Linked DNA regions of Homo sapiens: region 2 is linked to region 1. A link is an interaction called in ENCODE POLR2A ChIA-PET data of the cell type or tissue named here. Cell type or tissue: PC-9. All regions are shown on one strand. Links, peaks and the distances in the headings refer to the core of each region. The heading gives the core; the rest is flanking DNA. Region 1 holds the start of MIR3972 (microRNA 3972). Region 2 overlaps ATP13A2 (ATPase cation transporting 13A2).

What was found. ChIA-PET counts read pairs that join two places held together with the same protein. Peaks named below come from ENCODE experiments on the same cell type or tissue, not always from the same donor. Only the 100,000 strongest peaks of a DNase experiment are listed, where the experiment ranks them.
Region 2: POLR2A ChIA-PET joins it to region 1 with 26 read pairs; 3 of 35 experiments call an interaction of 5 or more read pairs at or near these places.

What each region holds. Positions count from the first base shown.
Region 1 is chr1:17,276,604-17,285,554 of GRCh38, reverse strand. It overlaps PADI3 (peptidyl arginine deiminase 3), which reads right to left. Exons shown (of 16, transcript NM_016233.2): 12 at 8,892-8,951; 13 at 8,679-8,781; 14 at 5,126-5,205; 15 at 4,759-4,884; 16 at 1,322-2,709. The coding sequence ends at 2,476. MIR3972 (microRNA 3972) reads right to left here and starts at 7,666; the gene lies at 7,580-7,666. In PC-9, for the core only: no CTCF peak of the experiment used is centred there; no DNase peak of the experiment used is centred there.
Region 2 is chr1:16,978,633-16,986,309 of GRCh38, reverse strand. ATP13A2 (ATPase cation transporting 13A2) reads left to right here. Exons shown (of 29, transcript NM_022089.4): 29 at 1-352. The coding sequence ends at 89. MFAP2 (microfibril associated protein 2) reads left to right here and starts at 5,690. Exons shown (of 9, transcript NM_002403.4): 1 at 5,690-5,723. RefSeq lists enhancers at 6,409-6,914, 6,915-7,422, 7,423-7,677. In PC-9, for the core only: no CTCF peak of the experiment used is centred there; a DNase peak (open chromatin) is centred at 1,419; H3K27ac peaks cover 433 bases.

The sequences.
Region 1 (8,951 bases), core at 5,408-7,907:
TTATGTCTCGGTCACTGGCTCCTGGTCTCTTCTTTGGTCTCTCAAACATGGTGCCATCCCTATCCTTTTTTTTGAGACAGGGTCTCACTCTGTCACCCAGGTTGGAGTGCAGTGGTGTGATCTTTGCTCACTGTAACCTCAAACTCCTAGTCTCAAGCAATTTTCCTGCCTCAGCCTCCCGAATAGCTAGGACTACAGGCCTGTACCACCATGCCCAGCTACTACTGAAGTCAGTAGAGGTCCAGCATGACACCATGTCAGACTTCTGACCTCCAGAACCATAAGATAATACATTTGTGTTGTTTTAAGCCACTTCGTTTATGGTAATTTGTTATAGTAGCCTTCAAAAAGTAATGCACTGACCCTGTCCTTTGCTGTGTGGACAGGTGGATGCCGTGTTCAACTGTGTTTTGCTTCTCGTCCGCCTTGGGGTTAGGTTTTTCACTGCTCAGTTGCCCCACCCACACCAACCTAGAGCACAGGGAGCAACTTTGAGAGGCATTCTGTTTCCAGGGCTTTATGCTGGGTCCACCCAGAGCCCTGTGGCCAGTCTTGGGGGTGAGAAAAGCCTGTTGGAAACTCATCCCTGTTCTCCGAATTTTAGGCACTTGCCTTCTAGAGAGTCACATTTCCCTCCCCAAACCCTTTCAGAAAATAGGATGTTCTCAGCGTCTTCATCTGTCTCAGCTTCCCCTGCTGGGAGAAATGAGGGAGGGAGCTTATTTTGTCAAAATATGGGTATGTGAGGGGACACCGGGAATCTGTTCAGAGAACCTAAGTAAGCCACGGCAAGGAGGCAGCACTGGAGAAACCTACACAGCTCTAGCCACCCAGCCCGGGGTGAGCTTGAGTGTGTTTCTGTGTTTTGCGCCTTGAGGGAAAATAAAGGGGTTGGGAGGGTGGAGGGCAGAGGGACAGTGCCCGAGTGCTCTGAAGTAAGGCTTCCCGCAGCCTCTTGCAGGCGGAAGGAGGATGCTGCTAAGGACACACAAAAGGCCTCCACATGCTCCCCATTGCCCATCCTTCCACAGTGCAACCTCCAGCCACAGCCCGGCCCCTAGCCTTGCCATGCTCACTTGTCCTGGTAGCCTGGCATTTTACCCCCAGGCTTGCTTTTATGTGTCCATATCATTACAGGTGTCCATGGCAGTCCTAACCCATCCTCTGGCCAAGACAAGGCAATCTCAGTCTTATCAAAATTTGGGATGTCAGCCCCAAATTCTTGGGGGTCAAGAAAGCAAATGCTTCAGCTGCAAGAAAGTCCTCTCTCTTTGCTGTCTCATTCTAAGCTCAAAGAAGGGTCAACATGAGAGCCAAGCCATTTGTGTTTCTGTTGATTTATTAGCGAGTGATGGAAACGCAGCTGGACCCATACAGAACACACGTGTAGCTGGCACACACCTCGAGAACCGCCCCCCCACCCCCATCCCCTGAATTCAGTGGTTCATTCCCAGAGTTTTCCCGCTGTGAGCTGCCTTGGTGGATCCAGCCCCTTAGCCCCCTCTCCTGCAGCAGAGCAGGATGTGGAAACGCTGACCAAAGGCCAACAGAGAGCCTGAGACCAATCCAGAGGAGAGGCAGCGTTCTCTCCTCCTGCAGAGAGAAGTCCCAGGGCCAATGAAGCAACCTTCTCCAGACACCTAATATTAACCATCACAAGGTGGATCACCATAGTCAACCATGTGTATTATGGGAACTACTTTTCACCCTTGTACCCAGTCTCCCTAGTACCCAACAATCCCCCAGATACTTTCGTCTCCAAGAAATTCCAGGAGGATTCTGGACAAGGCTGGATTTCTGCATGTCAGATCATGGGGAGTTTATAAGGCTAAGGGACAACTCTCATTGCTTCCACATGCATCTAGAAGCTCCTACTATGTGACAGCTCACGCTGGGTGAGGGTCAACATCTGGGCAGGAGCTTGGCCGGGTGAAAGATGGTTCCGCCCTGATCTAAGTGGATCCACAGCTCCCTTTTTATGGGGGAGGCTTTAGGAAGAATCTCTCCTGCCTGTCCTGCGTGGAGTGGTCTGGTTTTAGGGTTGTTCCTCTGCAGAGAGGAAGCAATTGGACCAAAGCAGAATCATGGATCCTTCCTCTGTTAGGATGCACAGGACAAGATGGCTGATGAGATACGTGGATGTTTCTAGACCCCAATGTGGATTTGTCCCCAAATGGATGATTTCAGAGTGAGAAGGGGACATCTCCATGGGTTGTGTTGAATCACAGGAGAGGCTATAAGAAATGAGGTCCTTCTTTTTGGGGGGCCGAGAAGATTCAAGTCTGAGAACCACATGGGTTGCAGGTGAGGCATGGACACTTCCAGGGAAAAGGCTTCTGAGAGGGACGGTCACCCTCAGTGTTCCATCTGGAGCCTTGGGGTCTCTTGGTGCTTATCGTTCAGGGGCCTGTCTCTGTCTCCACCACCTGGGCCAATGCCCGCCCCAGGGGGACAGGATGGTGGGTGGGAGCTGTCTCAGGGCACCATGTTCCACCACTTGAAAGAGAAGGGCTTTCTGCACACATTGGTGCCACAGTGCACCTCCCCATGCAGCATGTGGTATGGAGTGAAGTCATCAATGAAGGTGCAGTGGAGGCCCAGCGGCTCCAGCAGGGACCGCACCTTCTCCTCCAGGCAGCAGCAGCCATTGATGATGGGCCCAAAGGGCTTGGGGATGCCCAGGTGCTTCCCCAGCACCAGCATGTTCACCTGCAGTCCAAAGGGGAAGCAGCACTTCATCACTGGGCTCCCACCCCACACCTCTACTCTACCTGCAGGACCTAGGTTTGTGTTTTAGACAGCCTTGTCAATAGCTACTCACCCTTTCCTGTGCAATGAGAAGGTAACTGGCTAAAGGGGCTGGGAAGAACCGGTTAGCCAGGTGCCTTTGGGAGCATCCGCAGAACTCACTCTGGCAACGTGCTCTGGAAACTGCCCTAATGTGAATTTGGAATTGTGGATTGTGGCAGCTGCCATGTTTGTGCTGCAGAATCCCAACCTTCTAGGCCATAACTGATTGGGCCAGGGAGAACAGCTGGTCCAAGATGGACCAATCAGAGTCCCTCTCCCAGGAATTTGAAACTGACAATGGGAGCGTCTAGTTGGTCTCTGCCCGTGTCAGTGTCTCTGTGCATGGCCATACTCATCTTTGTCCCCAGGAACAGAGAAGCAAAGGAAGCCAAGCTGGAAGAAGAGGGAGAAGAAGTAGGAGGTGGAGAGGGTGAGAGAAAGAGAGAGAATGAATGATGTAGACACAGAAACAGAGAGGGTTCCAGGCTCTGCTGCAGCTATCCTGCCCTCAGGTTTCTGGTGTCCTTATATTAAGACTCCCTCTGGCTGAAGCTGGCTTCAGTAGGACTCTGTCTCTTGCGAACACAAGAACCTGAATCATTGCACAAACTTCTTGGGGCACATATATAATTACAAGATAGCCTCGAACAGGAAGGAAGGGGAGTGAAAAGAGGCTTTGCAAGCGGAGGGCAAAATGTTGCCTGAAAAGAGGAAGGAAAAAGCGGGGCATGAAGCAATGGTGGTGTGGACAGGTTCCCCACAAGGCTCTGACAATGGGCAAATTGAGTTCTTTTAGGGGATGAGGTGGGGAGGAGTGGAGAGGGGAGCTGGGTGACCTATAGCAGTGCTACTCAAACTGTGTTCCTCTAAAAGGCAGCATCAGCACCACCTGGGTGTTTGTTAGCGCGGCAGCAGTGCCTCGGGCCGTGCTTTAGACCTGCTGAATCAGGACCGCTGGGGTGGGGCCCCACCTGTCCAGGTGTTTCAAAGGCAAGCTCAAGATTTAGAAGCAGGCCAAGCACGGTGGCTTCCGCCTGTAATCCCAGCACTTTGGGAGGCCGAGGCTGGTGGATCACCGGAGGTCAGGAGCTCAAGACCAGCCTGGCCAACATGGCAAAACTCCATCTCTACTAAAAATACAGAAATTAGCCGGGCGTGGTGGTGCACGCCTGCAATCCCACAATCCCAGCTACTCAGGAGGCTGAGGCAGGAGAATCGCTTGAACCCTGGAGGCTGAGGTTGCAGTGAGTGAGATTGTGCCACTGCCCTCCAGCCTGGGCAACAGAGTGAGACTCCGTCTCAAAAAAAAAAAAAGAAAAAAAGAAAAAAAGATTTACAAGCATCAGAGGCAAAGCCCTCAAGGCTCAGTCAAAAGCCACTTCTTCCATGAAGACTTCCTGGATCTCCAGTTCTACCTCTTAGGCTGGAAGTGCTTTGTCTCACCTCCAAACTGCCACATCGCCTTATCCTACAAAATAGATCACTGGGACATGTCCTCAGAGAAGGGAAGAGTTTCCCTCTCAACCGATTAGACTGAAAGTCCCTTGAGAGCAGGGGGCATTCTTAATCATCTCTGCATCTGCCACAGGACACCCTAAATACATGTGGGATGGATGAAGAGCCACAAGCTGGGAGGAAGAGAGCAGAATGAGCATCTGGGTTCCCAGCTGATGCCATGTGCTTTGCACACGTGACCTCATGCAATCATTCATTCACTCCACAAATGTCAAGTGGACCCCTTCCCTGATGCCCCTTGGGCCAGGGCTTGGCCAGCAAGCATTCCACAGGGACCATGGTGGTCAGCCAGCTAGAAGCCCTTCTGAGGAGCACCATAGGACCCCTGATTCTCCCTGCCACCCCCACTGGCCACCACAATCCTAAATATGACTGTGACCAGACATTTTTCCTCTCTCGAGCTTAGAGGTTTGCAGCCTGATTTGGCAAAGGAGTCATGGGTAGTGCCCTCACCAAGTCAGGGAAGAAGGCCGTTGCTTTTTTCCTCTCGGTCTTGAAGAGCTGTGGGATGTCAATGATGTCACACTCTGCCAGGCCCAGCTCCCGCTTCAGCACCTCACGGTTCCAGTCGATGCAGCTCTGGGGGCAGGGGAGGGCCAGAGTTGGGGACACCTTGCCAGTGTGTTTTGGGGGCACCAAGGCATCCTGTCGCTCCCCTCACTTCTTCTGGGTCAAAAGAGGGTGTTGGGACCCCTCTGTCTGGGCCTGTTCTAACCTGAGCTTTCATGAACAGTTAGCCTCAGATGTCTGTATCCCATCCTTGCCTCCAGCCCCGCCTACTCCCAAATCACAGCCCACAGGTACACCACAGCCCTTGTACCTGCACAAACTTATTGTAGTTGATGAGGTCTTTATTGGAGAGCACCTGGTTGATGGAGATGGTCTTGACCTGCTCATCATCTGTGAAGGAGAGAGATGAAAGAGAAGGACAGGGACAGCACCAACGTGAGGACCACCTGCTTAGGGAAGCAGACAGGCAGGAGCCAAGTTCACAGCTAATGGTCTTGCCGAGTCAGCAGCCTCTGACTTTCCCAGGCCTTGGGTGGGTTCCACCTGTCTGAGCTTGCCTTGGCCACTGTGCACATCTTGGGGTATAAGGAGTGGGAGGGTCTGGTTGCCACAGTGGAATGAACTGAGACCTTTATTTGAGTTCACTGGAAGTGGTAACGCCTGTCACTGGAAATGTACAACTGCCCGAGGGCACTGGATGAGGAATCCTCTTGCTTTGGCTTAGCGGGGAGCTGGGTCAGTTGCTGCCCACCCACCCACCATCAGTCAGGTTTTATAGGTTCACTGAGCAGCGAACCAGCCAGTCCTGGGATTCAGACACCATCCAGCCCCAATCCTGCCCTTCAGGGGGTGACTGCGTGAAATGGGGACCTCCCAGGGGTCCAGATTTTCTCAGCCTGATGGTGTGCCCATGCAGATGAGACTGGACAGGGAAGCGGAGGCTAGAGTCAATGGCACACAATCCTCATGGCTGCTACTTAGTAAGCGCTTACCATGAGCAGGCCCCGAGGGGAGTGCCCAGGTTCAGCATCTCATTTAACCCTCACGGTGACCCCCACAAGGTATGCATTATGATCCCCACTTTACAGATGAGAAAACTGAGGCTCAGAGAGGTCAGAAGACTTGCCAAAGGTCACACAGGTAGGATATGTGGGGGCTTGTGATTCAAACCCAAGCCCAGGGCTCGCACAGGGCCTCAAGCCTTGACCAAGGGAAAGGAGAGGGCTCCCCTGACCCATCTGCAGGTCTAACGCCCGCTTCACCCCAGTTTAAGGCAGGAAGCTGGGGTCCAGTCCCAGCTCCACTGCAATCTTGCTGAGGCCTCTGGGCCAGTGACATCCCCTCTCTGAGCCTCACATTCTTGGGAATAAAGGTGGGTGAGAGTCATCCCATTTGATCTCTCGTGAGATCAAATGAGATAACACGTGTGATGCACACAGCGTGAGGCCTGGCGCACTGAGGTGTCTAATCAGTGCTCTGGCCTCTGTGTCTGGCCTCTGTGTCTATGTAATTAATCGCCACAGTCACTGCCTGAGTGTCAGCCCTCGAGGGTGGGGTGGCTGCTTGTGGCCTGCCATCTGTGAATTCTCCCACGCTCCCTCCCAGCTGGGCAGGTTGGAATAACTCTGCTCAACCCATTCCTGGGTCTTGCTCACCATAAGTTCTCCCAGGAAAGATGAAGGTGGCATTTCTCCCTGCCTGGTACATAATTTGGATTTAAGGATTTCTAAGACTTACTCTAGGTTCACCGGAGTCTAGTTAGGGTGCGTTTGGGAGCAACAGGGTCAAGAAAGACTATTTCTCTTCCATTTTATTGCTAAGGCTCCAGGGTTGTGTTGGAAGAAGTTAACGCTAGCAAACAGAGAGCAAGGGGACTTTGGAAATTATTATACTTGGGGGCGTCTAAGTTCTACAGGAGCTTTTTTTCTCTCTGAGCTGTGTTTGGTCTAGGATGCTATCTGCCTTCCCTGAGGCCATGGGACCAAGAAAATCTATGATCCTGCGTGTCAAAGGGTCTTTGCCCTGGGACCTCTGGGGTCACTGAGAAAGGGAGGATCCTCTGGGATTCATGCAGTCTCAGTGGGGCTGGAAAGGGAGTGAATTTGAGAACGCTTCCAGCAAGCTTGCCAGATGACTCCAGTCCAGCCAGCTCTCTCTCTCTCAAAATTCTTCCAGTGCAAAACAAAAAACAAAACAAAAAAAAGTGGGCCCTGGCCAGACACAGTAGTTCACACCTGTAATCCCATACTTTGGGAGGCCAAGACAGACAGATCACTTGAGCTCAGGAGTTCAAGACCAGCCTGGGCAACACGGTGAGACTCCATCTCTACAAAAAATACAAAAAATTAGCCAGGCGTGGTGGTGCATGCCTGTGGTCCTAGCTACTCGCAAGGCTGCGGTGGGAGACTCGCTTAAGTCTGGGAGGTCGAGGCTGCAGTGAGCTGAGATCATGTCACTGCACTCCAGCCTGGCTGATAGACCCTGTCTCAAAAAAGAAGAAAAGAAAATGCCAGCTCCTTGTTTAAAGAGCAGACAAAAGAGTACCATTAAAAGTGCTACAGTATAAAGTTGTTTCTTTGTCCCCGAGTCTCTCTCCTGACTTGTCAGGGTGGTTTTTATTTGCTATTTCACATTGCGCTTTGCCGGGGACTTGCATGGGGCTGGACAGTCCCTTGCTGGTGTCAGGGCCCACCCTGTGGGCCTCACAGCGGAGGCCTAGCTCCCAGGGGGCTGTGCTTGGGCATGCCTCTGCTATGAGACCCACATGCTGTGCCCTGGAACGGGGCTGGCAGGTCCAGTTTGGCATCTCTCATTCCCACAGGACTGCCACCCCAAGCCAAGGCAAATGGGCGACCTCCAGAGTATTGTGGCCTCTGGGTATGTGCTGGGTACCTGAGCAAGCCTGGGTGAGACACTTACCCCTCCCAAGTTGCCCACCAAATGCCCTTGCAGGGCAGGGACGACTGATGCCATGAAGATGCTGAGTGGCACATGTGCCCAACCCCAGCCCTCCCCATGCCCAGGCTCCTGCTGGGGGCAGAGTGCTGCAGCATCTCAGGACAGTGACAGAGATGGGGGAGGCCTTGCACTGAGGCTCCAGGGAGCACAGAAGTAGGCAGCAGAGAATCTGTGCCAGGGAGGCAGGGAGGCTGGGAGACAGGACTGTGCCTGAGCAGAGGCTCCAAGCCCCGTAGATGCTCCACTGATCCATCAGACCTCACAAAACAGAATTAAGATTTCAGGGCAGCCAGGTGTGGTGGCTCACGCCTGTAATCCCAGCACTTTGAGAGGCCGAGGCGGGCTGATCACCTGAGGTCAGGAGTTCGAGACCAGCCTGACCAACATGGAGAAACCCCCGTCTCTACTAAAAACACAAAATTAGCCGGGCGTGGTGGCGCATGCCTGTAATCCCAGCTACTCAGGAGGCTGAGGCAGGAGAATCGCTTGAACTTGGGAGGCGGAGGTTGCGGTGAGTGGAGATCACGCCATTGCACTCCAGCCTGGGCAACAAGAGTGAAACTCCGTCTCAAAAAGGAAAAAAAAAAAAGGGAGATTTCAGGATAGTGACTGCAGAACATTAAAGCTCCACGCCGTGACTGCACTGGTCACCTGCCTGGGAAGCCACTATGTCCCCGCTCAGTCCATGTCCACCTTCTATCACCCCGCTTCCCACCTCAGCTCGGCCCCAGCTGTGGGCAGTGGTGTCTGGTGAAGCAAGGTGTGCAGGGGCAGGAGTGAGAAGCCCTGAATTTGGGGACACACCCCTGCTTTAAAACTTGCCCTCCCCCTCTCAAGCCATGATGTGTCTTAATTTGGGTAAGGGGCAGGCAAGCCGCAAGGAGGGACACGGCACTGTTACCCACCAACAACCCCCTGGAACAGGAGGGCCCTCCCGTGGCCACACTTCTGCTTTTCCTGGAAGAGCTTGAAGCAGGCCCCAGGGCTGGCCAGGAGCATCCGGAAGCCCTGCGTGCAGAGAACAGATTCAGCTGAGCCTCCTGCCTTGGCATGGCGCCCTGGAGCTCAGTTCTTGCCCCAGATGCCAGGGAAAGACACGTCATGCACGAAGTTCTTACCTTCCCATCGGGGGCAGGGACAAAGCTCAGAAACTCATCCACATGGCCCACGGCCAACCA
Region 2 (7,677 bases), core at 1-2,500, 290 kb after region 1:
AGCGGGCCTCCAAGAAGCGCTTCAAGCAGCTGGAACGAGAGCTGGCCGAGCAGCCCTGGCCGCCGCTGCCCGCCGGCCCCCTGAGGTAGTGCAGGCCCACGGGCACCCCAGACACTGGAACTCCCTGCCTCTGAGCCACCAACTGGACCCCTCTCCAGCAACACCACCGCCACCACCTCCCACATCCCTGAGGTTGGCGACTGTCTACACTCCTCCCCCGAGACCACCCCCACCCTGGGGAAGCGTTGACTACTGTCCCCTACCTTGGACCATCCCGCGTAGGGGTGGCAGCCCCCAGCTCCCCTCAGTGCTGCTGTCAGTGTAGCAAATAAAGTCATGATATTTTCCTGGCTCTGCTGTGCCTGTCTTGTACCTGGCACCATAGACCCTCCCACCTGCCCAGGAGGAAATGCACATACCCCCGGGTGCCCAGCTGGCAGCCCCTGCACGTGTCTGCCCCTGGAACCCCCTGGGGGGCTGGTTTTTCAGGCTGGTTTTTCAGCCTGACAACCCCCTGGAACCCCCTGGTTTTTCAGACTCCATTGGCCAACTCCCCTCTCTGGGCCTGTGTTCCCTCATCTCACAGTAATAATGTTTCCTCTGTGTCCAGCATGTGCCTGGATATTCCGTTTAGCTTTTTTTTTTTTTTTTTTTTTTCTTGAGATGGAGTCTTGCTCTGTCACCCAGGCTGGAGTACAGTGGGGTGATCTCTGCTCACTGCAACCTCCGCTTCCCAGGTTCAAGCGATTCTCCTGCCTCAGCCTCCCGAGTAGCTGGGATTACAGGCATGTGCCACCACGCCCAGCTAAATTTTGTATTTTTAGTAGAGACAGGGTTTCGTCATGTTGGCCAGGCTGGTCTCGAACTCCTGACCTCAGGTGATCCGCCCACCTTGGCCTCCCAAAGTGCTGGGATTACAGGCGTGAGCCACTGCGCTTGGCCCCATTTAGCATTTTACACACATTGTCATGTCATCCTTCCAACAACTGTGGTACTATTCCCATTTTACAGATGAAGAAACCAAGGCTTAGAGGTTACACAAGTAGTCAGAGTGGGGCCGGATAGCTTTGACTCCAGCTTCGATGTTCCTAACCCTCCTACCCTCCTTTGGAGGACAAGGAGATGTAGGCTTGCCTGGGAGGCATTTGCTAGGGGGCAGCTCCCTCTCTCCCACCTTACCCCCTCCCCGTCCCACCCCAGCATCCTGGGACATGTTTGTGGGCAGTTCCTTCCTCAGATGAAATCCAGGCTCGGAGCCCACATCTCCCAGCCAGAACCACGCGCATCATCCCTCAGGGAAGGGTGGGTGCCTCTGAGCTCATCTCACCAGCGGGCCCCTGGCCAAGCCCCTCTGCTCTAGAGAGGCAGCTTGGCCGTCTGGCTCATCTGGGCAGGGGAGAACAGGAAAGACCGGCTGTTTCCTGCCTTCCAAAAGCCCTGGCCAACCTCATTCCTGGAACCCCTGGTGCTATCCCCAGGCCTGCCAGAGTAGGGGCTGAGAAAACGTTGAATCATGCTGGGGAGAAGGGATGTGGGTGTGAAGATGAAAGTCCTGCCAGGAGGCACATCACAGTGGACCTCTGCTCCTGGCACTGTGTTGCCAGCCAGCGACGGTTCAGGGTGGTAGATGCTGTTTAAGAGGAAGCCACAGAGAGGCCTGGGTTCAAATCCCTCCTCTACCCTTAGCTGATTATTCATGAATCTGTTGGACAGGTGTGTGCCAGGCACCAGGACTAACTCAACAAACTGAATAAAACGGGACAAAAACATGGTCTAACCCTGCGAGCAGTTCACCATCCAGCGTGAAAGCCTGGCAGGGAAGGAGCACATCTCCAAAGACGTAGTGGGAGCACAGCAACCACAGCCCCATCCCCTCCCCTGCCCAAAGAAACAGCCAGGGGAATGGGTAGAAGCAGCAGAGAGGACATGGGAGCCAGGACACGAATTGTCAGCTTTAGCCCCTCAGTTTCCCAGTTTTTCTTTTCTTTTCTTTTTTTTTTTTCAGACAGGGTCTTGCTCTGTTGCCCAGGCTGGAGTGCAGTGGTGCAATCGTGGCTCACTGCAGCCTCTACCTCCCCAGGCTCAGGTGATCCTCCTACCTCAACCTCCTGAGTAGCTGGGACTATAGGCCAGCACCACCACACCCAGCTAATTTTTGTATTTTTTGTAGAGATGGGGTTTTGCCATGCTGTCCAGGCTGGTCTCAAACCCCTGGGCTCAAGCGGTCCACCCGCCTTGGTCTCCTAAACTGCTGAGATTACAGGTGTGAGCCACTGCACCCAACCTCCCTCCTTTTTTCAAGGGTAGGGGACAGCATTTCTGCTGGGTGAGTTCCTCTCTTTTGCCAGTGGGATTGCTCCTGGCAGCAGTGGGGTCTAAGGGCAGGCAGAGAGGGCTGGGCTGGCCTGGCCTGAGGGCCCACCTCTCTCCAGGTGACAAAAGTCTCTGCTGCCCTGCAATAGACACTGGGGGGCGGGGCATGGGAATGAAGGAGGCACAGGGCATATTTACTCCCTCCCTAAGACTCAGAGTCTAAGGGAGGTGGGGGAATGACTGGCGATGAAGAGATCAGATGGCAAGGGTCTAAATCAGGGGCCATCCTCATCTCCTCCCAGCCCGCAGCCCCTACAACTCTCACTCCCGCCTCAGGCCTAGGCTCCTGGGCAGGGCTGAAGGCTGCCCCTCACGCAGAGGATCTGCACCCCCAGCCAGCTTCTCCGGGAAGAGTTTAGTGTACAGTTCACTCATTCATTCCACCAATGTTTGCTGAACTGCTGCTCTGAGCCGGGCTCTGAACTTAATGAGCAAAACTGAAGATGAGCAAAAACAGCCTTGGTCCTGGCCTTCACGGGGCAAGATGACAGTCTCATCGGGAAGAGGGACAGGGCTCAGATGGTCACAGACATAGGCCAACAAGACAACTGCAAGCAGTAAAGCTAGAAAGCACAAAAAAAGGAAAAAGGGAAGGCCCCTCTGAGGAAGGGAGGGTTTGATCTGTGACCCCATGGAGGAGACCTCAGCCAGTGCTCGGGAGGAAGAAACGCCTCAGTGTGGGAGGGAGAGGGGTTTGGGAGAAAACCCCCAAAGGCCAGTGGCTGGAGGAGGAAGAGGAGGCAGAGCCAGGCTGCCATAAAGGGCCGGGGCCCTGGAAGCCACAGGGAAGTTGAGCCTCTAACCTGAGTGAAAGGCGATCAGTAGAAGGGGCACGATCTGCGGGGGTGAGGGAGGCAGGACCCACGTGGGAGAGCCCAGAGTGGAGGCTATCGCAGAGCCCAGGCAAATGATGGTGGTGTCAACTAAATAAGAAATCAGCCTTTTGACCAGGTGCAGTGGCTCACGCCTGTAATTCCAGCACTTTGGGAGGCCAAGGTGGGTGGATCAGCTGAGGTCAGGAGTACGAGACGAGCCTGGACAACATGGAGAAGCCTCGTCTCTACGAGAAATAAAAAAAAAAAAAAAAATAGCCAGGCATGGTGGTGGGTGCCTGTAGTCCCCACTACTCTGGAGGCTGAGGCATGAGAATCGCTTGAACCCAGGAGGCAGAGGTTGCAGTGAGTTGAGGATGCACCACTGCACTCCAGCCTGGGAGATAGCAAGACCCTGTCTCAAAAAAAAAGAAAAAGAAAAAATCCACCTTTTGGCCAGGCACAGTGGCTCATGCCTATAATCCCAGCACTTTGGGAACCCAAGGCAGGCGGATCAGCTAAGGTCAGGAGCCTGGCCAACATGGTGAAACCCTGTCTCTACTCAAAAAAAAAAAGCAAAAATTAGCCTGGCATGCTGGCATGTGCCTGTAATCCCAGCTACCCGAGAGGCTGGGTTGGGAGAACCTCTTGAACCCGGGAGGTGGAGGTTACAGGGAGCCGAGGTCACACCACTGCACTCCAGCCTGGGCAACAGAGTTAAACTCCATTTCAAAAAAAAAAAAAAAATCAGCCATTGAAAAAATTAAAGTTAGTTTTATTGAGTCTTACTGAGGACTGCACCCTGGGAGAGGGTTTCAGAGAGTTTCTGTTAGACTGCGCCAAAGCAGCATTTCAGCCCACAGTTTAGATACAGAGGCAGGCGGTTCTGTGTGTGCTCAGAAGCTATGGTCAGGCACGGTGGCTCACGTCCGTAATCCCAGCACTTTTGGAGGCTGAGGCGGGTGGATTGCTTGAGCTCAGGAGTTTGAGACCAGACTGGGCAAACACGGCAAAACCCCTTCTCTACAAAAAATACAAAAAAAAAAAAAAAAAAAAAAAATTAGCCAGGCATGGCGGCTCTTGCCTGTAGTCCCAGCTACTTGGGAGGCTGAGGTGGAAGGATCACTTGAGCCCAAGAGGTGAGCTGTGATGGTGCCACTGCACTCCAGCCTGGATGACAGAGCGAGACCCGGTCTCATTAAAAAAAGAAGAAGAAAAATTTACATCAAATGTCTTCAGAAGCTACACTAGTGCAAATCTCGCCAAGGTTTGGGTTCGAGGATGCACCTAGTTATATAGATTATAGAGGCATAATCGTCAATCCTGTCAGGTGCTATCTTATGTACAGGAAAAGGCACAGCCAGGATCATTTAACTTATATTTTCTAACAATGCAGTGATTCAGGCAAGAGGCGTGGGAGCCTGTGTTCTGCCCTGCCTGCCATCTTCAAGGCATCCTTCCGTTGGGCTGCCCCCAGTCACTGAGTCAGGGCTTTGTCAGCTTCTGACAAGCAGAAAGAGCAAATGCGGTTTCTTGGGATTGCAACTTGGTCTCACAGTGGCTTAGGCCAGGGTGGGAGCAGTGAACGGAGTCACAAAAGAAATTTTTCAGGTAGCATTCACGGGTGGGTGCTGGATTAGATGCAGGGCTAAGGGCAGGGGAGGAAGCCTGGGTAATGGAAGGCTGCGGGGCCAAGGGGGGACTGGGAATCCTGGAGGGCCAGGTCTGGGGGAGAGTTAGGAGGTCGTGAATTTGGACTTGGATGCTTGTTGAAGCTGATGCATCTTGAGGACATTTGTGGGACACATAGGCTGGGTCAGGGCTGAAAGAGGTGCTGGTTATGGCCGGGGGCAGGGACTCATGCCTGTAATCCCAACAGCCCAGGAGGATGAGACAGGAGGAATGCTTGAGGCCAAAATTTCGAGGCCGGAAGTTCCAGACGAGCCTGGGCAACACAGCAAGACCCTGTCTCTAGAAAAGGAAAGAAAGAACCGCTGGTTGTGGAAGCCAGCCATGGCCCAGAGCTCAGCAGTGTAGGAGAGGAGGGTGCGGGCCTGAGAGAGGCAGCAGGCTTGGCTGGAGAGGCAGAAGGAAAACCAAGGCAGGAGAGTGTCCTGGAAGCTGGGAGAAGGCAGAGGGAGATCGAGGCTTACTTTCTGGCTGAGGGGCCTAGGGTGAGTCACTTTGGGAGGCTTGATTTCCTCCTCTGTGAAATGGGCAACACACCTACCCTTGCCCACCTCACCCCCCTCACCCCGTCGACGTCGAGTGAGGAGCAGCTGTGAGGAGGAGGAAGCTTTGCACAGACGTGAGGACGGCCCCGGGCGCCTCTACCCCGGGGACACCCCCCCCCCCAGGAGATGGAACCCCGAGGGCACGGCGTGGCGGCCCATGCGGGCAGCTCGCGTTAGGACCCAGCGGCTCCGGGGCTGGAGGGCGGGCGCCAGCCCCGTCGGGGGCCCGGAGGGGGACTCGGAGCGGGCCAAGGGGCGGCTCCGGCGGGCGGACTCGGAGCGGGCGGCGGAGTGACCCGGACAGGTAGGCGCGGGCCTGGCGCTTGGGGGCCCCGGGGGGCGGTCAGGGGCGTCGGCGGGTCCCCCGGCGCGGGGGCGAGGGTGCCAGGCTCTCTGGGTCCTCGATCCTGGGGCAGCCGCGGAGGTTCCTGAACCCCGCGCCTTCAGAGCGGAGGCCAAGGGGGCACCTGGAAAGTTTGGGGTTGCTCTGCAGAGAGAACGCGAATTGGGAAGGGCGGGGAGCCCGAGTTTGGGGGGAGCCAGAGGTGAGGTCGTCGGGGGATGGGACATCTTTTGTTCTCCCGGGGAGGTTGGAATGTGGCGGGTGGGGTGGGGGGGGGGGGTCCGGTGGGAATGGCCGAGACAGAGACGCAGAGAGACAAAGAGAGATCAGAGACGGGAGCGCGAGGGCGCGCGGAGCAAGTTTCCGCGGCTGATTGTTCCCAGCTGTGCGGCGCTGCAACATCTGGGTTTCTCCCGCCGGGACCCCTCCCCCTGAGCCCGGCTCTGGAGCCGGCAGAGCCCTCCCTCCGTCTGATGTCTGAGCGAGCGTCGGGGCCCCCTGTCCCCCACCTCCCAGGACGCAGGGGAGTCGGGGGTGGGGGAGGCCGCAGCTGTGGAAGAGGCCAGAGGTGGGGGTGGGGCAGCCTCCCAGGCAGGTCCTGGCCTCCCGCACGCCCCAAAACCCCTTCGTCTAGAAGAGCTCGGAGATGTGGTCCCGTGGGAGGAGTTCATGAACTCCACACTGACTTCTCTCTTTCCTGCCTCCCCGCTAGCCCGTGGGCCTCCTTCCCCCAATAAGCCTGGGTTCGGGGGCCAGTCCTAGGGGAGGAAGACTCCCCGCAGGGTACCGACAGGCATCCCCCAACACCTTGCAACCCCTCTTGCCCCAATTCAGCGCCTTCTGCTGAGCAGCGGGGGCTCCGACCGACCTGACGGATGGGGAGAAGGGCAAGGAAGGCTCTCTGGGTCTTTTCATCCCCCTCCCATGAGGAGGTCAAGGGTTTTCAGAATGGGGTGTGGGGAGCCAGCTATCCCTCGCCTCTGGGGCAGCTTGGTCCTGAGCTTCGTCTCCCGGCTCCCACTCCACCTTAGTGAGGTGCCTAATGCATGAGAGGAGCCAGGGGGTCAGGAGGCCTCAGGATTGAGAGGAAGGAGGGAAAGACCTCCTGCTTTCTCCCCTTTCCCTCCCCTCTCCCTGGACTCCCAGTGGGGAAAATAGACCAAAGTTGGGGTTTCCAGCTAGCTCTCTGAAAGGACTTCCTGGGTTGCAGCCGGGAGGGGCCCTCCTGGATGGACCCCGCCCTCGCAGCCCTCCCTACAGAAGGCTGACGGACCTGAGGTGGCCCTCCACTGAGCTGGGGCTGGATGTGGGGAACCGGAGGCTCCCCCAAGTCCCACCGTGTAGCCAGGACTGGAGGCTGGGCTCTTGAATGTCAGGAGCCTGATGAAAGCCACGGACCCCATGCCCTCTCCCTCCAAATGACACACACACTTGCCTACAGTGTCAGGGGGTGCAGAACCCCCAGCCTGGGTGATGTCACGGCCCCTTCAGTGCTGCCTTTCTGGGATCCAGAGGAGCCCCCTCAGGCTTCACTCTCGTGCTTCCTGCTGCTGCAAATAGCCCGGGTCTCGTGAGCCTGTGATGCACACAGCCAGGTCTTGCGAGGCCTGGAGGCCTGGCAGGAGAGGAGTCTTCTGGGAGCTGGGAGCCCTGCCCGGCCTGGCCGCTCTGGGGGCCGGGCAGGCCCATGTGTATGTGGTTTCCTGCTGAGCAGGATGCTTAGGGCCCAGGGGCTAATTGGGAGCAGGTGGTGGCTTGGCAGAAGCTGCTGAGTCCAGGCGGTGATGCCGGCTGGCCAGGGCTGGGGTCCCAAGGATGGGCCTGGGTTCAGTGATTCACGCAGTCAGTGCCTTGGACACCCAGGGAGCCACTGGGCCAGAGGGCTGAGCACGGGTGTGGGTGAGGACAGAATGGC